2 separate regions of the Homo sapiens genome follow, and region 2 is linked to region 1. A link is a loop called in an ENCODE intact Hi-C map of the cell type or tissue named here. Cell type or tissue: Caco-2. All regions are shown on one strand. Links, peaks and the distances in the headings refer to the core of each region. The heading gives the core; the rest is flanking DNA.

Region 1 (11,048 bases), core at 2,305-7,304:
CCTCTTAGTGAAGCTTCTCTCTCTTTATGTCTCTCTGTCTCTGTCTCTTCGTTTCTCTCTCTCTTTCTGATTCTGTGTTTGTGTGTGTTTGTGTGTGTGTGTGTGTGTGTGTGTGTGTGTGTGTGTGTCTACCGTACCCATACTTGGTCATCTATCGCCCAATTGATGTAACTTAAAAAAAAATCCATATACGTGGGAAAGTGTAACATGTTTATATACTCTACAATCTATTTTTATTAGAAAGTTTATACCTCATAATTTGCAAACTGTAACCCAGTTGGTCTGTTTCCACATCTTAGTTTCTAGCCGAAGATCTCAATATTTTAGTCTATTGACATTAAGTAGTTAAGAAAAAAAGGCAGGAAATGATACTGTAAGTTTAATCTTTAAAACGTCTACAAAGTAGGCATAGTGAAAATGGCATTAAATAAGGTCTTACTGATAGAAATTTTTAAATAATTGGGCCACACCTTGGATTGAAATATATCTCCATATTATCTTTTGAAAACAGGCTTGCCAACTTTATGAAGAGCATTGAGGTGAAGAGAGATTAGCAGCTCAGGGAAGACCATTTTTAAGTATTTATGAAGTAGCTATTTATTGTCTTAATTAAGCACCGGTATTTTGCATTGAGTTTGCAATTATATGCTTTTCTTATCTATTCAGTTTTAAAACCAAGATTTTAAGCAAAACACAAAAGAAAAAACTTCAAGATGTTGGCTTAATTTCTTTCTTTGGGTGACTGTATATGTTTTAAAGGAATTAATGGTGTTTACTTAAAAGAGATTAAAATTCAGTTATTTATTAATTTAGATTGATCTCACTACTGCTTTTTCAAATTAATGAGGTTAGGCTAATAGTGGGTTTTGTAAAACCTCCAGCTCTGCTGAGATTACCTTGTATTCTATGGGCAAAGTTGGTTTGTCTAGTTTTAACCTGGCAATTGTATATCTGGGAGTCAAGGGAACTGTTCTTATCTCTTAGATTCCAAGTATGATTAATGGAGTATTGAAATTATTGCAGCATGCTGGGGGAAAATGTTATCAGTGATAAGATACAGACAAGTAACTTGCTTGGGGGTAAGGAAGTAATCTGGGGATTTCAGACCGGTGTATGTCGTTAGCTACTTCCAGGCTAACCATGGAGGAGTGTGGTGGCTTTACTAAGACCCAGGCTGACCTGACAGAATAAATGGAATGTTCTATGCTTGAACTGCCTGAATTACAGAGATATTTATTAAGGAAAAAACACAAAACCTTGAGTATAAGATAAAGGGGGGAGTTTCTTGAAACTGTCATCTTTTTTAAATACTCAAGAAATTCCAATTTTCTTATGTCTGTCTTAGCCACAAAAACAGGAATGAGATACTTCCTGGGTCATGACTTGTGGGAACACTAGCAGTGTGGCCTTTTCATTCTCTTTTAAAACATTCTGTGGCTTCAGAGGAAATGCAGCTGGCTTGTTGGACATAGAAATCGTGAGAATAAACACAAAATATTTACGTGTTTAAAAAGCAGTGAAGTCAGACCAGTTTCTTTCAGAACCATTTGTACAGCATTTAACTGAATACTTGAGCACGTTTGATTTTTAAAATAATGCTGCCAGGTAAAACAGGCAGGTGGAGTCATCCCTGACTTACAGATGATGGCAAAGCTGATTTTCAGAGCGTCCCAGGGGTTGGCGCTGGAGCCAGCACCAGAATTCCAGGCTTAGGTTCTTTGCCCATCCATGCAGTGACTGAAGAGAGAGCATGAAAAGCAGGGCGCCCGGAGCTCCGCGTGCTCACCCGGAGTGCAGGTGCTTGTTTTTGCAGTCATTTGAAATTAAGATTCCTAAATCTGCACCCTCTTGTAGATTTATATCATTTTCTTGGGATCTTTCCTGAGTCACTCATGAAAATATTTTATTTTTGTTTATTTATTTATTTATTTTTTGAGATGGAGTCTGCTCTGTCACCCAGGCTGGAGTGCAATGGCATGATCTCGGCTCACTGCAACCTCTGCTTCCTGGGTTCAAGCGATTCTCCTGTCTCAGCCTCCCAAGTAGCTGAGATTACAGGCGTGTGCCACCACGCTGGGCTAATTTTTGTATTTTTAGTAGAGACAAGTTTCACCATGTTGGCCAGGCTGGTCTTGAACGCCTGACCTCAGGTGATCCACCCGCCTTGGCCTCCCAAAGTGCTGGGATTATAGGCGTGAGCCACTGCACCCGGCCCAGTCGTGAAAATATTAATTGAGTACCTACCCTGTGCCATCTGTTCGAAGTGCTGGGGGGAGGGAACGAGAGGGAATGCCAGTCACTGCCTGCTGGGTTCCAGCATCTCCTGGAGGTGCTATGTACGCGGCTCTGCACACCCTGGCAAGGGAACCGCAGGGACTACGGAACCACTCAGAGGATGGGGACCCTGGATGTCCCCTGGCAGGGCACCTGTAAAACCCAATTTTGATAAATAATTATATCTAACACATTTTTAAGGAAAAAAAAAAGAAAGGTTTTTCTTAATTGCCAATGAGCAATTCTCTCAAGGTTTAAACCTGAAGACTGTCTTGCATGCTTTTGTATTATTAACTATAATTCTTATCTTCAGAGTATTTCATCTGCAATTTTCAAGTTTACTTTTATCACAGACCAAAAAAAGAAAAAAAAAATCCATCACCTACCTTGTGGTGTTTCCTGCCTTTGCTGTGTCCTCGTTTTGTTCCACAACGCTGCCCCACACCCACATACATTATTAAGTTCACGTTAATAACATCCTCGGCTGTCTAAGTACTTAGGCACTAATTGGCATTTTTCAACATTTCTGTTAATGTAGAACATGTCTTTCGAACCCTCAGGGGCCTTGCTTTGGAGCTAATGAAAATAAAGCAAAGTGTCTTTATAAGAAAAAAAATTAGGTCAGGAGCGTTGGCTCACACCTGTAATACCAGCACTTTGGGAGGCCGAGGCTGGCGGATTACCTGAGGTCAGGAGTTCAAGACCAGCCTGACCAACATGGTGAAACCTTGTCTGTACTACAAATACAAAAATTAGCCAGGCATGATGGTGCACGTCTGTAATCCCAGCTACTTGGGAGGCCAAGGCGCAAGAATCGCTTGAACCTGGGAGGTGGAGGTTACAGTGAGCCAAGATCATGCCACTGTACTCCAGCTTGGATGACAGAGCAAGACTCCATCTCAAAAACATATATATTTTTTTCTTATACAAACTCAGAAGAGAGCTAACCTCTTATTGATATTTTGTTATCAATTATTTATGTTCCTGCAGTCTTTCTTCTTACCCCAAATCTTTTAACTAAGTCATGACCTAGAATTGTGATAAATTTCATGGAACTTCAAAAAAAAAGACGGTTGTGCTGGTGAGCAGAGGCGTGATTTCATGTGCAGACTCTCAGCACCTCCTAAGTGTGATCATTCCTGCAATGGCTGGAGCTCAAGTTGGAAGCATTCATTTATGCCATGTGCATTTCTAGGTCTTTGAGGATAGTATTCCATATATATTTTTTTTAATGGAGTAAGTAAAATCCAAAACCAAAAGTTAACCAAAGTGTTGGCAGTGGTGACTGGGCATTTCAGCCCCTGCCCTGGGTTAGGGCTCTCTTGAGGGACATTCCTCAGTTGGCTTCCCAACTCTTGGCAGGTCAGTACCAAGCCTCTAAAGTCTACACGGAGGCTGCCTCTTGCTTGGTGTGTCCTGCCATCCTTGGGGTGTCACCCAGGCAGGAACCCCCAGAGAGCTCTGTGCAACTTATTTGGAGGATGGTTTTGCTACCACTGGGCTTTTTCCAGCTTTGTCATATTAGATAAAGGCCTCCTGCTGTGCCAACACCTAGCTTCGGTGGCTGATTTTGGCCTCTGATTGCTGCAGTGTGCAACATGCACAACCATCCACACCGTCCATAGCTGCAGCAAGTGAGGTTCCAAGCCTGTAGCAGAACACTTGTTTTCTGTACTGTTTTTCTCGTTTTGAAGATGTTTTTAAAAATATATATTTGAGAAACAGAATGTTAGGTAGTAGGTTTAGAAAGAGGCATCTGTGATTTTGGTTTTAATGAGTGTTCATGCTGATAGGTTAAGCAAAGGAGAGAATGTTATCATCTTTTTTGGGATCCAAAAAACTGGATAGATTTTTTTTTCTTTTAGAATTGGCAAAACTCAGGAGAATGGACTAAATTACCTTAATGCATAAGTTTTCTATAAACTTATAGTGGAAGAAGACCAAAGAAGAACCTTTACATAAGTTTTACTGGCAGTGGGATGTTTAGCAGTGGTTTCTTAGAGACCTCCCTGTGATTACATTTGTATCTATTTTATGCATGCTTTGTAGAATGTAATTTTTTCAGTATTTTCTATTTCCATACAGCTATTTTAAAAATTGAATTTGCTATTTTTTCTGTATTGTCATTAGATTCAAATACTCTCCCAATTTATAAAATGGATGTGAAAATGCTATCCAGAAAATATCCATCATTCTCATTATTTATAGGCTGACCGCATTTACCTGTAACGCAATAGCCTCGATATTCAGGTTACTAGTTTTTATATTTAATTTTAATTAAATTTTGAATCCTAATTAAAAATATTTACCATAGAGTTCTTTTAGGCCATATCAAAGTGATTTCTCTCACTCCGCCCACAGAATGTGTTCAATGGCACTGAATATTTAATATTTTAATAGTAATATATTACTACAATGAATATTTAGGAAAAAGCCTTAATTCTTTTTTTTTTTTTTTTTTTTTTTTTTAAAGCAGAGTCTGGCTCTGTCGCCCAGGCTGGAGTGCAGTGGCACGATCTCGGCTCACTGCAAGCTCTGCCTCCCTGGTTCATGCCATTCTCTTGCCTCAGCCTCCCGAGTAGCTGGGACTACAGGTGCCCGCCACCACACCCGGCTAATTTTTTGTATTTTTAGTAGAGACGGGGTTTCACCATGTTAGCCAGGATGGTCTCGATCTCCTGACCTCGTGATCCACCCGCCTCGGCCTCCCAAAGTGCTAGGATTACAGGCGTGAGCCACCGCGCCCGGCCTGAAAAAGCCTTAATTCTTTAAGGTCCACCAGGGAGGTTTAGTTTATTTGGGGGAAAATGTATAGTCCCAGAGCTCCCTCTAGTGGCGAGCAGCTGCAGCCCACGGAGACTCCTCACCCAAGCCCTGATTGAGGCCGTTGGTTCCTCCGCCCGGGCCTGTCACGGGCTGGATCCACTGTCTGCCAGAGTTTGGGTTTTCTCCAGATCATTCAGTGTCTGAGTACTTCTTCAACAAGGGGGTGCTTGGCTGAGATCCCATGGGTGTGTCTGAGGTGCCAGGGCCCGCCGGGGAGGGTGTGAATGTGCCTGTTTCACATGAAGGCAGCGCTCTCGAATGTGCTGAGGGGTGCCAGGGCCCTGGGGTGCTGCTGTGTGGGTCGCAGGTGCCTGGAGGTGGATGAAGGGTGGGTGTCTACGGACGCCCCGACCAGGAGCTTGGCCCTTCACATGGGCATTTGAATGTGTTGTTGATGGAGCCCGGAGCCAGGAAAATACAAGTGTTTCCAGAGAACGCACTGTCTGCTGGTGTGGTTTGATGCGAAAACGGAATTAAGCTGTTGATGACAGACGCGCTGCCTGAGCGCAGGCACACGTGGAATCTGACTGAGCAGGTTCACAAGCCTTTGGAAAAAGATCATCATCATATTTTTCTTCCTTTCCAACGTGGAAATCTGACTGCTCTGGGGGACTGACTTAAAATGGTTCTGTTTAACAATATTTGAAACGGAGTACTGCTTTGGAGTAAGAATTAATGAGAGCATTTTGGACTGTTTTTTCTGAAAAAAGATAAGAAAAAACTCTTGAAGATAATAGTTGCCTCTGGAGACCTTTGCTGCTGCTCACAGCTTTACTGTGCGCTTCCATGAGTGAGTCTCCACTTTCATCATGGACAAATGTCTGGAACTTTGGTAAGATTTAAAGACCTTTGGAAATTTTTAAGATTTTTTTTGGCTGCCAGTAATTTATCAGCACTCAGTTCTCCTAGAACATTTTTACTGGATCGGGGACGTCAGATGGTTTGTTTGCTTTTGGATGGCTTTCGGGGAACTTTTAAATTGTTTATAAGAAGACCATACTGAGGGCCCCCTTGAGTTATTCTTGTGTTGAATGATAGTTCTTTAGAAAGTATTTTCTGAAGGACTCTTTTTAATTCATTTTTTTCTTTTAAGCTGATGTGCAAAGTGGATTTTCATGGATCAGAAAATATCTATGGTTTTATTTCTTTGTAAATGTGGATCTATCAGAAATATTCACTGTGCATCTCCTTTGTAACCATCGCCTTCTAGCTTTGGATTACATATGACTTGAGTGTTCAGCTCTGTCAGTCAACTTCATAGTGAATGTTAAAATTCATATTAGAATACTTGAGCCTAGAATTGTGCCAGAATTCATCATGGGCTCAGATAATGTTTCAACATCAGGATTTGTCCAATAGAAATCTCTCCTTGAACATGGACACCTGGAGACAATTCTGCATTAAATGCTATAGCTGCAGGCAGGCTTTCGCTGAGCACAGGGTGGACCTTCTTCATCACATGGACCTTATCGTGAGGGCTTGGGATTTTCCACTCAAGAATCCTGGGGCCAGAAGTCCAGTATAAAAGTTGTAGTCCAGGCTTGGCCATACGGAGGAAGGCATTTTCACTTCTAGTTTATCCAGCCCAGCTCCCACCCCTCAGACCCCAGCCACTGTTCTTTCGGCCAGGAGACTCCAGCACTGAGTTCTCTCCCATTCTTCACACAGATTTGCTCATCTCCATCATCGGCAGCCTTGGGAGTAGTCAGAACCAAGCTAATGATAGTCAGAAGGAGGACGGTGGAGGCCCATGAAATGAGGAACTTGCCCAAACAACCCCACGTGCTTTAGAAGAGGCAGGACAAGTCCCGAAGTCTCCTAGAAATAGAACAGCTCTCATGATATCTGAAAGTCATGGATTTTGAAAGATCAAAATTCAAAAGATAAAAACTTTGAATTTTGATCTTTTCCTGGGCTAGCATTGTGCGATAGGCAACTCTTGCAATGCCAGTCAGGAGCCACAAGCCGTTCTGGTTTTCACTTTTGATACAGAATTTGATAAATTACACAAGATATTAAACACTTTATTATAAAACAGGCTTTGTGTTAGACCATTTTGCCTAACGTAGGCCAGTGTTTAAGTTTTCTGAGCATGTTTAAGGATGGCTAGGCTAAGCTATGATGTTGGGTAGGTTAGGTGTATTAAATGTGTTTTTGAGTTAAAAATATTTTCTATTGGGCTGGGTGCAGTAGCTCACGCCTGTAATTCCAGCACTTTAGGAGGACAAGGCGGACAAATCACATGAGGTTAGGAGTTCAAGACCAGCCTGGCCAACATGGCGAAACCCCGTCTCTACTAAAAATACAAAAATTAGCGGCGCATGGTGGCACACTACTATAATCCCAGCTACTGCGGAGGCTGAGGTTGCAGTGAGCCAAGATAGTAACACTGCAATCCAGCCTCAGTGACAGAGTGAGACCCTGCCTCAAATATATATATATATATATGTATATGTATGTATGTGTATATATACACACACATATACATACATATATATACACACATATATATACATATATATACACACATATATATACATATATACACACACATATATACATATATATACACATATATACATACATACATATATATACATATATACACATATATACATATATACACATATATACGCATATATATACATATATACGCATATATACACATATGTATATACATATATATACACACATATATATACACATATGTATATACATATATATACATATATATACACATATATATATATATACATATATATATATATTTTCAACTTACAATGGGCTTATTGGGACATACCCCATCATAAGCTGAGGTGCGTCTGTATGTGCTGCTCAAGCTCTTGCGTATACCCACATAGTTGATGGAGGGCCACTGCACACATTTCCTGATATTCACTGTCTCAAGCTAGACGTCTGGGCTGGAGGGAGAAAATGAGAATTTCGGGAAGAAGATACAGATTTGCAGCCACGCTTTTTATGCATGATTGGTTTAATCTTTGCTGCTTTAATGTTAAATATTTAAATGCAAGAAATAATAGTAATGATAAATGTAGCTGCTAAGTGCAACAATCCACACTGTTAAATTTCATTCACATACTTCTAGTGAACACATATACATCCTTTTAAGAGTTCAGTTGTATGTCTCATAGAGCAAAGGAGAGTGAGCACTCACGCCTTCCTCTTAGGCAAAGCAGACCCTCTAGGGGATCTCCTTGCATCTGTCCCCCCTCAAACTGTGGTGGCAGTATTCCTGCCCTGACGTCAAGCCTCATGGTGTGGAGGGAGCTCCCGGCGGGGCCTCGCCACAGAGTTTTCCATGACCCCGCGGCACCCACCGCAGCTTTCCCACCCCTTTCCCAGCGGCGGCATTCAGGAAATGGTCCTGCAGATGTCTCTTCTGATGTCTCTTCTGATGGTGGTTGGGCTCAAGGAGTTGGCCTTGTGGAATTTCGGAAAGAGTTCTGCAGTCACCCACTGACTGTGACCCATCCTTGACATCATTTCCCTTTCACTGGATACTTGGTGAGCTCTGGCTTCAAATGTGAGGGCTTTCATTCCCTGAATGATTTGCAGTCTGCTCGTAAATGGAAATCTCGAGGCGCTAGATGACAGAAAGCAGCAGCAGGGCCATCGTGGTCCCGAACGCAGCTTGCCCTGCACCTCTCAGCCACTGCTGCGGACTCCAGCCAGTCTGGAATGGTGCCTAGAATGCTTGGACTGCAAAGGCGACGGGGGTCCTGTCCTGCCCAGTAACCTTTCACTACCTCTTAAAGTTTTTAGGATTCGTATGTGGAATCCTACCTCATGCTGAGCGTCATGTTATGCAATTGGCTAGTTCAGCATCCCATGACATTTTATTGAATTCAAACACCATGAATGAATAAAACAATTTCATTGCCTGTGAAGAAGTTACAGGGTTGAGGTGGAGAAGGAATTGCAGTTTCCCTGATAAGCATTGCTTGTTTCCCTTGGATGCACCCAGCACATGGAGGCTGCCATACCCAGTACACTCAGTGCTCAGTACCAAACCCGGTACCCGTACTCATTCCGTGCGTAGAGGAAGCCCCCGAGAGCTGGCAGCATCTCTGTGTGTGCTTCAGTCCATTGTGAAGATCCGTGATCCTAATATTTCAGATTGGAAAAATCCATTAAAATTTTGATTTAAAGATATGGATTCCATGTCAGCCACTGAAACAGGCCTTTGACAGTAAGAATTTTGATGACTGCTTATTCTAGGTATATTTTGTGTTAACATCAGTTTTTGTTGTTGGTAATTATATTTTCCCCCCACATTTAGAAGCTTCATGCTATTTTAACTTCAGCTGTCCTGGGTATTTGATTTGTATTTGAATTTCTGACTTAGCTATGACGGAAGCTTATTAGAGTATTTGCTTTCCTGAATCATGAACTTGTTTCTACAAGCATTGGAAGAGGAAGGGAAATAATTGGGTATTATAAAATGACTTTCTATCCACGCATTTTAAGGATTTTTTAAAAAGTATATGCTTGCTTTAGATAATGCATTAAGCAAGAATTTTAAGTTGCTCCATGCATGAAACCCTATTTCATGCCTAATTTACAATGCCTAATTTTGGTGCTAAGATTATTCTCCATGTTGTATTCTTTCATCTTTATAGACAATGGCACTTTGTTCTCCCTCCACAAATTCTGAATTTCATCATTTGGGGACACAGCAGTAGTCATCTCCGGCTTTGGCGTATGATTTTCCTTTTTTGATCAGTGCTCTGCATTGCACTGATGTTCAGGAATGAGAGCACAAGGTTCAGCTGCACGAAAACTTTCTGTGTAGTATTTTTCAAGTTTCTCGTTTCTTTCTTCCATTTTAAATAGTCTTTGCTGTGACAGACAATGGTTGTGGTTTTCATTTTTGCCTGACATGAAGTCTGTGGCCGCCATGGATTTTTGGACCTTGCCTTGAGCACACCATGGGAAACAGATGATCGAGGGTCCTGTTGCTCCCTGACTCTAACTGTGCACATTCTGCCTTGAGCTCCAGTGGAAGTGGGGGGTCACTGTGGTCACGTTAGTAGCATTGCCAGTTGCAGCTGCAAAGTCTGGCTTGGACCCTGCTAGCTCCAATAACCTTTGCACAACATGTCCAGCTCTTTGCTCTTCTTACAATCCTGGTGGAAATGTGCTAAAATCTTGGAGGAATAATTTGGCCCCATACTGCATGCTGGTCGCCAGCTAACTGTATAGCTGTTTAAGTGCTTATTCTGTCCGTTTGCTCTGCTCTGGTTCCCATAATAACCTTGGACAGGGTACAGAGTATTAGATTATTCGTGTGCACTTTTATCTGGACAAAAGATTAAGAACGTTAAAAAAATATGTGGGGAATGGCAAGAACCATGTCCATGGAGGAGTCACTTCCTTCTTAGCTCCTTCATTTCAAAGCTCTGGGGATACACAGATTGCTTAAACTTTCTGGTGACATTTGGGAAAGAATGTGTTCTTGCGGTAAAAGCAAGGTCTGGGAATTTGGATTTCTGTGTTCTGTTCCCAGCAGCACGAGGGGTCACCCAGTGACGTACGACAAGTCAGTTAAGCATCGGAATCTTAATTTCCCTATCTGTGAAATGGACATAGAAGGGTCGGTACCTTGGGCTGACATGAAGTTGGTGAATTGTTTGATGTTCTGCTGGGAACCGGCTTGCTCTAGTGACCCAGAAAAAACAGGGACTATGGTGGAGGCTGACCTCATTTCTATTTCTGGCTGTAGTGCTGACTCAGTGAGAAACTTGTAGAAATCAGTTAATCTGGCTCTGGTCCTCAGTGCATTCCATGGTTAAATTGAGAATTATAAAATCTTATCATCGCTGGTCTCATGGCGATACTGCCCATATTAATTAAGTACTAAAAATACTCCACCAAATGTATTAGAAAGCTTCTACATGGACCTGCCTTTCTCATTTCCTTCCTGTCTG
Region 2 (9,826 bases), core at 1,977-6,976, 350 kb before region 1:
GTTTGAAGCAAAAATTGTAACACAGTCTGATGTGGTTCTAATTGTATACGTAATTTTAAAGGGAATTACTGGCTGGGCTTGGTGGCTCATGCCTATAATCCCAGCTCTTTGGGAGGCTAAGGTGGGAGGATTGCTTGAGCCCAGGAGTTGGAGACCAGCCTAGGAAGCGTAGTGAGATCCCATCTCTACAAAAAATAAAAAAATTTAGCTGGGCATGGTGGCACATGCCTGTAGTCCCAGCTACTTGTGAGGCTGACGCAGGGAATTGTTTGAGCCTAGGAGTTTGAGGCTTCAGTGAGCTGTGATCGTACCACTGCACCCTAGCCTGGGTGATAGAGCAAGACCCTCTCTCAAAAAAAAAAAAAAAAAAAAAAAAAGAAGAAAATTACTAAAGGTCTAAAGGTGGATAGGAGGACATTATGTAATAATAAGAGGGTCAATAAATCAAGAAGACATAGTAATTCTAAATGTATATGCAGCAAACCACAGAGTTGCAAAATATAGGAAGCAATGCCTGAAGGAGCTGAAAGGAGAAATAGACAAATCCATAATTATAGTAGACTTCAATACCCCTCTCTCAACAATTGATAGGACAATTATACAGAAATAAGCAAGGATACAATAAAAGAATTCAACAACACCATCAACCAACAGGATCTGACGGACATTTACAGAAAAACAACAGCAGAATACACATTCTTTTCAATTGTCCATGGATAGACTATATCCTGGGCCATAAAAGAAGCTGCAACAATTTAAAAGAATCTAAAACATACAGGGTATATTTCTTTGACCATAATGAAATCAAACTAGAAATCAAAAGCAAAAAGATAATAGGAACATCTCCAAACACTTGGAAACTAAACAGCTAAACAGCACACTTCTAAATAACGCATGGGTCAAGCAGCGGGTCTCAAAGGAAACTAAAAAGCACATTAAATGGCCGGGCGCTGGGTCTCCTGCCTGTAATTCCAGCACTTTGGGAGGCCGAGGCGGGTGGATCACTTGAGGTCAGGAGTTGGAGACCAGCCTGGACAACATGGCAAAACCTGACTCTACAAAAAATGCAAAAATTAGTTGGGCATGGTGGTGTGCATCTGTACTCCCAGCTACTCGGGAAGCTGAGGCAGAGAATTATTTGAGCCTGGGAGGTCAAGGCTGTAGTGAGCCAAGATTATGCCACTGTACTCCAGCCTGGGTGACAGGGTTAGAGCAAGACCCTGTCTCAAAAAAACACAAAAAATAAATTTCCTCTTTTATACCAGGCATATTGGACTTAGGGCCCATACTACTCAAGTATCTTAACTATCACATCTGTAATCCTAGCACTTTGGGAGGGCGAGGCGGGCGGATCACTTGAGATCAGGAGTTCCAGACCAGCCTGGACAACATGGCAAAATCACATCTCTACTAAAAATACAAAAATTAGCCGAGTATGCTGGCACATGCCTGTAATCCCAGCTACTCAGGAGGCTGAGGCAGGAGAATCGCTTGAACCCGGAAGGTGGAGGTTGCAGTGAGCTGAGATGGCACCACTGCACTCCAGCCTGGACGACAGAGCGACACTACATCTCAAAAACAAAACAAAACAAACTAGTTATGTCTGCAACAACTCTCTTTCCAAATGAGGTCACAATCTGAGGCACTAGGGTTAGGACATCATTGTATCTTCTGAGGGACGTGAGCCATCCCATGGCAGGTGGCCTGGGGATGTGTCCCGCTCTCACTTCTGCCGGCGCAGGGATGAGCAGCTGCCCACATTGCTCTTCCTTCTTTCACCCTACTGGCCCCATCTCCATGTGCTCCAAACTCCCAGTGTCTATTTCCATGGTTGGTCTGCAGCAGCGGGCTGAGGTCATCATGAACTCACGCCCACGAGTGGCTGTAACTCAGACCCAGAGGACCCGGAGTACACAGCGCTCAAACACCCATGCTGGAAGAAGAGGTTGGAATCTTCACCGCAGAGTGACCTGAAGGAATCCCCTCCCATTCATTCCTTCAGAGATGATGGTTGCTGACAGTTTAGTATTCACATCCCATACTTTTTCTGTGCATATCCAAATATACGCCGCATAGACTTAAGAAAAGATTTTACTGAATCACATTGCACAACTTTAGAGAAAATAAAGAATTCAAAAGTTTTTTTTTTTTTTTCTTTTGAGACAGAGTCTTGCTCCGTCCAGGCTGGAGTGCAGTGGTGCGATCTCGGCTCACTGCAAGCTCTGCCTCCCGGGTTCACACCATTCTCCTGCCTCAGCCACCCGAGTAGCTGGGACTACAGGCACCCGTCACCACACCCAGCTAACTTTTTGTATTTTTAGTAGAGACAGGGTTTCACTGTGTTAGCCAGGATGCTCTCGATCTCCTGACCTCATGATCAGCCCGCCTCGGCCTCCCAATGTGCTGGGATTACAGGCATGAGCCACTGCGCCTGGCCCAAAAGTTTTCTTTTAAGTGAAAGAAGCCAATCAGAAAAGGCTACATACTGTATGATTCCAACCATATGACATTCTAGAAAAGGCAAAACGATGGAGACAGTAAAAGGATCGGGGTTGCCAGGGGTTGCCAGGGGTTGGGGGAGGGAAGGATGGATAGGAAGAGCACAGAGGATTTTTAGAGCAGTCAAACTATCCTTCATGAGGGCCGGGTCTGGTGGCTCATGCCTGTAATCCCAGTACTTTGGGAAGTCGAGGCAGTTGGATCGCTTGAGCTCAGGAGTTTGAGACCAGCCTGGACAACACAGAAGCCCCATGTCTACAAGAAACAAAAAAAATTGGTTGGGTGTGATGGCTCACACCTGTAATCCCAGCACTTTGGGAAGCCGAGGTAGTTGGATCACGAGGTCAGGAGATCGAGGCCATCTGGGCCAACATGGTGAAACCGGTCTCTACTAAAAATGCAAAAATTAGCTGGGTGTGATGGCACACGCCTGTAGTCCCAGCTACTCGGGAGGCTGACGCAAGAGAATTACTTGAACCCAGGAGGCAGAGGTTGCAGTGAGCCAAGATCGTGACACTGCACTGCAGCCTGGTGACAGAGTGAGACTCTGTCTAAAAAAAAAAAAAAAAATTAGCCAGGTGTGGTGGCACATGCCTCTGGTCCTAGCTACTTGGGCAGCTGAGGTGGGAGGATCGCTTGAGCCCAGGAGGCAGAGATTGCAGTGAGCCGAGATGTCACCACTGCACTTCAGCCTGTGCAGCAGAGTGAGACTCTGCCTTGAAAGAAAAAAAAAAAGGAAAAAAAGAAAAGAAAAAACCAAACTATCTTGGGTGAGACTATAATGGTGGATACATGTCATTATACATTTGTCCAAACTCATAGAAGGTACAACATGAAGAATGAACCCTAACTTAAACTGTGGACTTTAGTTAATAATTATGTATCAATATCAATGCTTCCATTGTAATACTTGTGCCAATACTAATGCAATATTGACTCCTCCATTGTAACAACTGTACCACACGAATGCCAAGCTGTTAGTCATAGGGAAAACCGGAACAGAGGGAGTGTGAGCGGGGCATGGGAACGCTGTATTTTCCACTCGTTTTTGCACACCTAAAACTGCTAAAAAAATCTATTTATTTAAAAAATTTTTTATTGGCTGTGCATGGTGGCTCATACCTGTAATCCCAGCACTTTGGGAGGCTGAGGTGGGAGGATCACATGAGGTCAAAAGTTCAAGACCAGCCTGACCAACATGGTGAAACCCAGTCTCTACTAAAAATACAAAAAAATTAGCTGGGCGTGGTGGTGCACGCCTGTAGTCCCAGCTACTTGGGAGGCTGAGGCAAGAGAATTGCTTGAACCCAGGAGGCAGAGGTTGCAGTGAGCCGAGATCACAACATCGCAGTGGTGTGTTCTTGGCTCACTGCAGCCTCAAACTCAAGGGCTCAAGTGACCCTCCTGCCTCAGCCTCTGGAGTAGCTGGGACCACAGGCAGATGCTCCCATGCCTGGCTAGTTTTTACATTTTTTGTGAAGACTGCATCTTGCTATGTTGCCCAGGCTAGTTTCAAGTGATTCTCCCCCTTCAGCCTCCTGAATCACTGGGGGAAATGTGGACAATTTTCTACGTAACCAGCACAGAGATGAAAACTGGCAAGGCACCTGGCAGGTGTTTGTGGAGTTTATTTAAAGAGCAAACCCACTTGATCAAAGGGAGATCCCTGGGGAGGTAAAGGGCCCTGTGGTCAGGTGGGTTGGGAAGGTCCAGGATCGATTTTCAAAAAGAAGGAAGTGGGGAACAGGGTGCAAGACAAGTAGATTGAAAGGCTAAAGCGACTGCGAGATTGGGCCACGACGAAGTCGCAGGTGATGTTGGTTTCAGGGTCTGCTGTGTAGGAGCAGGTCCCCCAGAGCGGGTGGGGGATGGACAAATGGGCTGCGGGACGCCCAGCTGCTGTGATGACCTCTGGGGTGTGTGGGAGGGAGGGAAGGAGAGAGGTGGTTGTGTTGGGGAAGCGGGGCCTCTGTCTGTGAGCCCACAAGTCGCCCTGTGGTGGTTTTGTCCCCACTGCTTCCTTCCAGGTGAACTTTTCTATTTGACGTTTGGTGACATTGGGGAAGTGACATTGGCCTCCCTGCTCTCATCTGACTCAGCTCTTCCCTGCGGTGAGGGGAGGGCTCAGCTTGGCCGTCTCTGCAGAAGTTCTCCATCCAGCGGGAGAAACTGACCTGCTAACCAATGAAGGATGAAAAAGGAGCCAGGGCCAGATGATCCTGCCAGCGGAGGTCACCACGGAGCTTCCCCAGAGGCTGCACAGAATGAAGTGGCTTGCTGGGCAACAAGGCTCTGAGGTCAGGGCTGACATGGGGGGTGGAAGGGTGAGGATCAGAATCAGCATCTGGTGACGTCAGCCTGCGTTTGGGAGCCACCCAGAAGTTCCATGTGTGTCAGGGAGAGGCTGGAAGGGCAGATGGTAGCCCCTGGGGAAGGCATCCTGTCCAGCGAAGAAATGCGTTCCTTCTCCTGCAGGTTGTGAAGAGCAGCAGCAGATTTAAATTTAGTAGCAGCAGATACATTGCTTCAAATTCTGGTTTTGAGTCATGTTGAAGCCAGATACACTTTTTGCTCAAAAGTAGAAAAAATGCCCCTAAGTCCAGCATAATGGATTTGCTGAGTGCACTGTAGCCATCTGAAAATACACGGATGTGTGCAGCACAACCACACTGCACACCTTAGAATGTGGAATGATTTTGCACACCAATTCCTGGTGATTCCACTGAGGAAGTAAAGATAAAGGACTGTGCTGTCTCTTTCCTCTCTGGACTGCTGGGGTCCTTGTCCAGGTACTGGTGGGCAGCTTGGACCCGTGGAGCCTGTGGGAACCGTGGCTCAGCTCTGTGGCTCCTGCCTGGTGTACTTGGTGGGGGACATCACCTCTCACGATCGGTTTCTTCTGTAAAGCTGGAGGACAAAGCTTACTTCCCAAGGCTATTGTGAGGATTAGGTCTGATGAATGTATCTTCCAATGCTATTGTTGGGTCTTTTTTTTTTTTTTTTTCCTAATGTGTAAGTAGTCACTTCAGATCTTAATTAAGGAGTGGTTCCTGTCTGCAGATTTTGGGGGGGTCTCTGTGCCGTGTGAGCTAGTCTGTGACACCTGCGTGGCTCTATCTAGGAGATGGGAGTAGATCCCCTCTGCTAAAATTGATTGAAAAATTACAGTGGCTGATTGGTTAGCGTCCTTGAAATTTGTAAAATCTGCAACAAACCTAACTCTGATGTGTCTTACTTCACATTGTGAATATGCTCTTCTATTGCCTTCTCAGAATCCACGTACAGTTAGTGAGGGATTTTGGCTTTTTTAACAGGTAAGACTAATTTTGGTGCACATTGAGTATGTGCCACAATGCTTTACTAAATCCTCTGGATCTTTAAAGGTATGTTAGTTCTCAGAGGCTGCAGAAACACAGTACCACCAATCGGGTGGCTTAGAACAATGTCAACGCCTTGTCTCCCAGCCCTGGAGGACAGAAGTCTGAGGTGTCAGCAGCGTTGGCTCCTCCTGAGGCTGCGTGGGAGCCTCTGTCCAGCCTCTCTTCCGCTCCCGGCACCTCCAGTGTGCTGGGGCTGGTAGATGGCATCTTCGTCTCAGTGTGGCTGTGTCCAAATCCCTCCCTTTAATAAGGGCACCCGCCTATTGGATTGAAGCCCACCCTAATGACCTCATTTTAACTTGATTGCCCTGTAAAAACCTTATTTCCAAGTAAGTTCACACTCTGAAGTACGGTGGGTAGGATTTCAAAGTATCTTTTTTTGGGGGGGCGGGCACAATTTAACCCATAACAAAGGGCATCTTTGCTTCTGAACTATTAGCTGATTTAGTCTTCCTACCATTTAATGAAAATTCATTTGCAATTACAGTTGTGCTATCATTTCATTTTAGTGTTTATCTCTAAAGAAACTAAATTTAGTTCTTTATTTTCTTTCCTTACTCTTTTGTGTTGTGAACATATCATAATTTAATTTTTATATGGCTTTTTAAGTGGATGTGACTCTTGTTTCTTTTCTTCCAGCACTTTAGATCCACTCTAGAAAATGACATACGGTGCATCGCATAGAAGTGGGTAAAATCCTAATTGCAGAGGAAATTTTTCTTAGTCAAGTGCTGTATTTTAAAAATAAATGATTAGATCTCTCACAGAGTAATCCTCCCTTACATTCTGAAAAGAGCTTGCAGTCTATCCAATTGAACTGACCTTCACTGATGAAATTAAAGTGGAATTCAGCTGGAGAGCAAGTACCCAAATGGAGAAGAAGAAAGGCAATCCCTCTGGGTGGGTTTGTGGTTTTCAGCTGAGTGTGGGGATTGTGAACAACGGATATGTCCTCATGCAGAACATAGGGCCTCTGTTTCTTAGGAGTTACAGACGTGGGGAGAATTCATCCATCTTTCACCCAATTATCTATTGTTTGTCTTCAGAAGGTTTCTCTTTTCTCTTTTCCTTTTGTTAACTTGAGGGAAAAGTGCCTCGTCGGCCAGGCACGGTGGCTCACACCTGTAATCCCAGAACTTTGGGAGACCGAGGTGGATGGATTACTTAAGGTCAGGGTTCGAGACCAGCCTGGCCAATGTGATGGAGCCCCGTCTCTACTAAAAATACAAAAATTAGCTGGGCATGGTGGCGTGTGCCTGTAACCCCAGCTACTCTGGAGGCTGAGGCAGGAGAATCACTTGAACCTGGGAGGTGGAGGTTGCAGTGAGCCGAGATGCGCCCCTGCACTCCAGCCTGGGCTACAGAGCCAGACTCTGTGTCAACAACAACAAAAGGCGCCTCTTGTCGATGATTAGGGTCATAAAATAAGACCTGTTTTAATAATTTAGTATTCAACTGCCTTAGACTAAAAAAGACAGGATCCCTTAAGACCTGGGTTAAGGTCCTGGACAGCTAATAGGAAGTTGTTTCGGATGTCTCAGCATTGCTGTGTTACCCTCTTGGGTTTACATCTGACATCAATCACCTTTTCACTTCTTCTTTTTTTTTTTTTTTTGGATGGCTCTTAAGTTAGCTTAGCCCTTACTATAGCATGGTCCAGACAGTTAGAGTTCTCAGAAGCTACTTTGAATTCTTCAGCTGCTCTGGTAACAAAACCATGAGTGTGCCTTTGAGTGAAGGGCTTCCCACAGAGCCTACCTCCCCGCACTTGGGAGAACTTCCTCCGTCTCTGCTGTCCACACTGCAGGAGTAGACCCTGCAACGGAGGGACACCCGGAGGCTTTGCCATCAGCACCCTGATGCAGACGACGTGGACTCACAGAACACGGGCAGGGGGTCGGCTCTGGTGGGCATTGCCGGGTGCTGCGGCTGGGTAGGGACCCTCTTGCCATCTGCCCTGCCTTTGCCTGCAGCATCCCTCACTGGCGCAGAAGGTCTGGTGCAGACACATGGACATCTTCCTGCCCTCTTTTGTACAATGTCTTTGGTGCCGTCTCTTTAACTACAGTGATCAGCTCACTCCTTGCCTGCTTCTTGACTGATTTTCAAGTCTTGAGACCCTCCAGGGTGTGCCTTGGGAGGGGATGTGTCTCAGGAAGGACTTTGAGGGGCTTCAAGGGACAAAGAAAGAAGGATGCAGGGGTCAGCATGGTGGCCGGGCATGCTCCTCGTCAGAGGCAGGGTCCGGCCTCGGGCTCCGGTTTGGGGGCTGCCCTGGCCCCTCCCTGCTCCTTGCTCTCTGCTCTCCTGGTATAAACACTTCTTTTCTTTCTAAGCCCCAGGCTTCACCGGGGTGCCCCTGAACTCACAGGACACCTCTTCAGCTTTCCTTTAAGACTTTGGATCCTGAGGGTGTGGCCCATTTCTTTCAGAACTCTTCAGGTGTTTATAACCCAGTAATCAGGACGCTTTTCCACTGGGTCCCTCAGTCTGAGAACATCTTAGAAATGCGAGTTCTCTGACCCCCAGCCCAGGCCTGCTGAAGAAGTGCTGGGTGGAGCTGGGCTGCCTCTGTTTTAAGGTCAGCTGGGAGCCTCTGCCCTGGGCTAATACCTGGGTTTATCTCACAAATGGTCCCTGGTCCCATCCCCCAGGCTGGGGGCCCTGTCTATCCATCCATCTCACATCGGCTCCCCCACCAGACATCTTTGCTCTTGTTCCAAGCAGGGCAGGTGTGCTCAGCAGGGGAACCAGCAATTTTGCTCCCGCAGCCTCATTTATTTCCAGTGTTTGAGATGCCCATCATCCGCACGATGTTTGCCCCAGGCTGTGTTCCTGTTTCTGCTTCTCTATCCACAGGCCCTCAGCAAACTTCTTCCAGGAGGCCTGGCCTCCCCCAGTTCTAAGCATCACCGTGTCTACAGTGCTTTTGAAAACATTCAGAAAGTATAACAGAGTGAGAGAAGGGTCCTCCCCTCACACAAGTCCCAAGTTTCTAGGATTTGAAAGACTTATGTTAAAAAGGTTTTAAAATAGTTATATATTTTCCTCTTTTTGTTCTTCTACCTCCCTCTAAATGTAGGCAATTCCTTCTTTATTCTTCCCCATAGTTTATTATTATTTTCATTTTTTTTTTAGTCGGAGTCTTGCTCTGCCACCCAGCCTGGAGTGCAGTGGCACGATCTCGGCTCTGAATGAAGGAAATGAATGAAGGAAAGGAAAAGCATGAAGGGAAGATTATGCTTATCTACATGGATATCTGTGTTTAATAAGGAGAATAACAGCTACCAGATGTGATTTGCTGGATAGTGGAAAGTCACAGGACTCAAATACCTTTCCTAACGGCCTGCTAACTGCAACCTCTGCCTCCCGGATCCAAGCGATTCTCCTGCCGCAGCCTGCAGAGTAGCTGGGATTATAGGCACACCTTGGTAATCCGCCCGCCTCGGCCTCCCAAAGTTCTAGGATTACAGGTGTGAGCCACTGCACCTGGCCCTTCCCCATAGTTTAATACTTTAGGCTTAGGTTTTTCCTTTAACAGTTCAAATTCCCCTTGCTAAGCCCTAGGAACCGTCCTTTGCAGACGGAATAAGGAACTATTCCAAAGTACTTGCTGGCCGGACACAGTGGTGCAAACCTGTAATCCCAGCACTTTGGGAGACGGAGGCAGGAAGATCTCTCGAGCCCAGGAGTTCAAGACCAGCCTGGGCAACATGAAGAAATCCCGTCTCTACAAAACAAAAACCAAAAAACAAAAAACAAAAATTAGCCAGGTGTGGTGTACACCTGTAGTCCACACTACTTGTGAGGCTGAGGTGGGGGATGGTTTCAGCCTGGGAGGCAGAGGTTTCAGTGAGCAGAGATCATGCCTCTGCACTCCAGCCTGGGCAATAGAGCCAGACCTTGTCTCCAAAAAAAAAAAAAAAAAAGTTTAAAAAAAACTATTT

What was found. Peaks named below come from ENCODE experiments on the same cell type or tissue, not always from the same donor. Only the 100,000 strongest peaks of a DNase experiment are listed, where the experiment ranks them.
Region 2: a loop joins it to region 1, with 5 times the contacts of the local background. A loop is called at or near these places in 7 of 110 quality-filtered maps.

What each region holds. Positions count from the first base shown.
Region 1 is chr13:110,216,468-110,227,515 of GRCh38, reverse strand. All of the region lies in intron 2 of COL4A1 (collagen type IV alpha 1 chain), which reads left to right. Among named protein-coding and RNA genes, the nearest start is that of COL4A1, 85 kb to the left of the region's middle. In Caco-2, for the core only: a CTCF peak has its summit at 5,117 (motif pointing left); a DNase peak (open chromatin) is centred at 5,105.
Region 2 is chr13:110,570,570-110,580,395 of GRCh38, reverse strand. No RefSeq gene overlaps it. Among named protein-coding and RNA genes, the nearest start is that of RAB20, 14 kb to the right of the region's middle. In Caco-2, for the core only: no CTCF peak of the experiment used is centred there; a DNase peak (open chromatin) is centred at 4,775.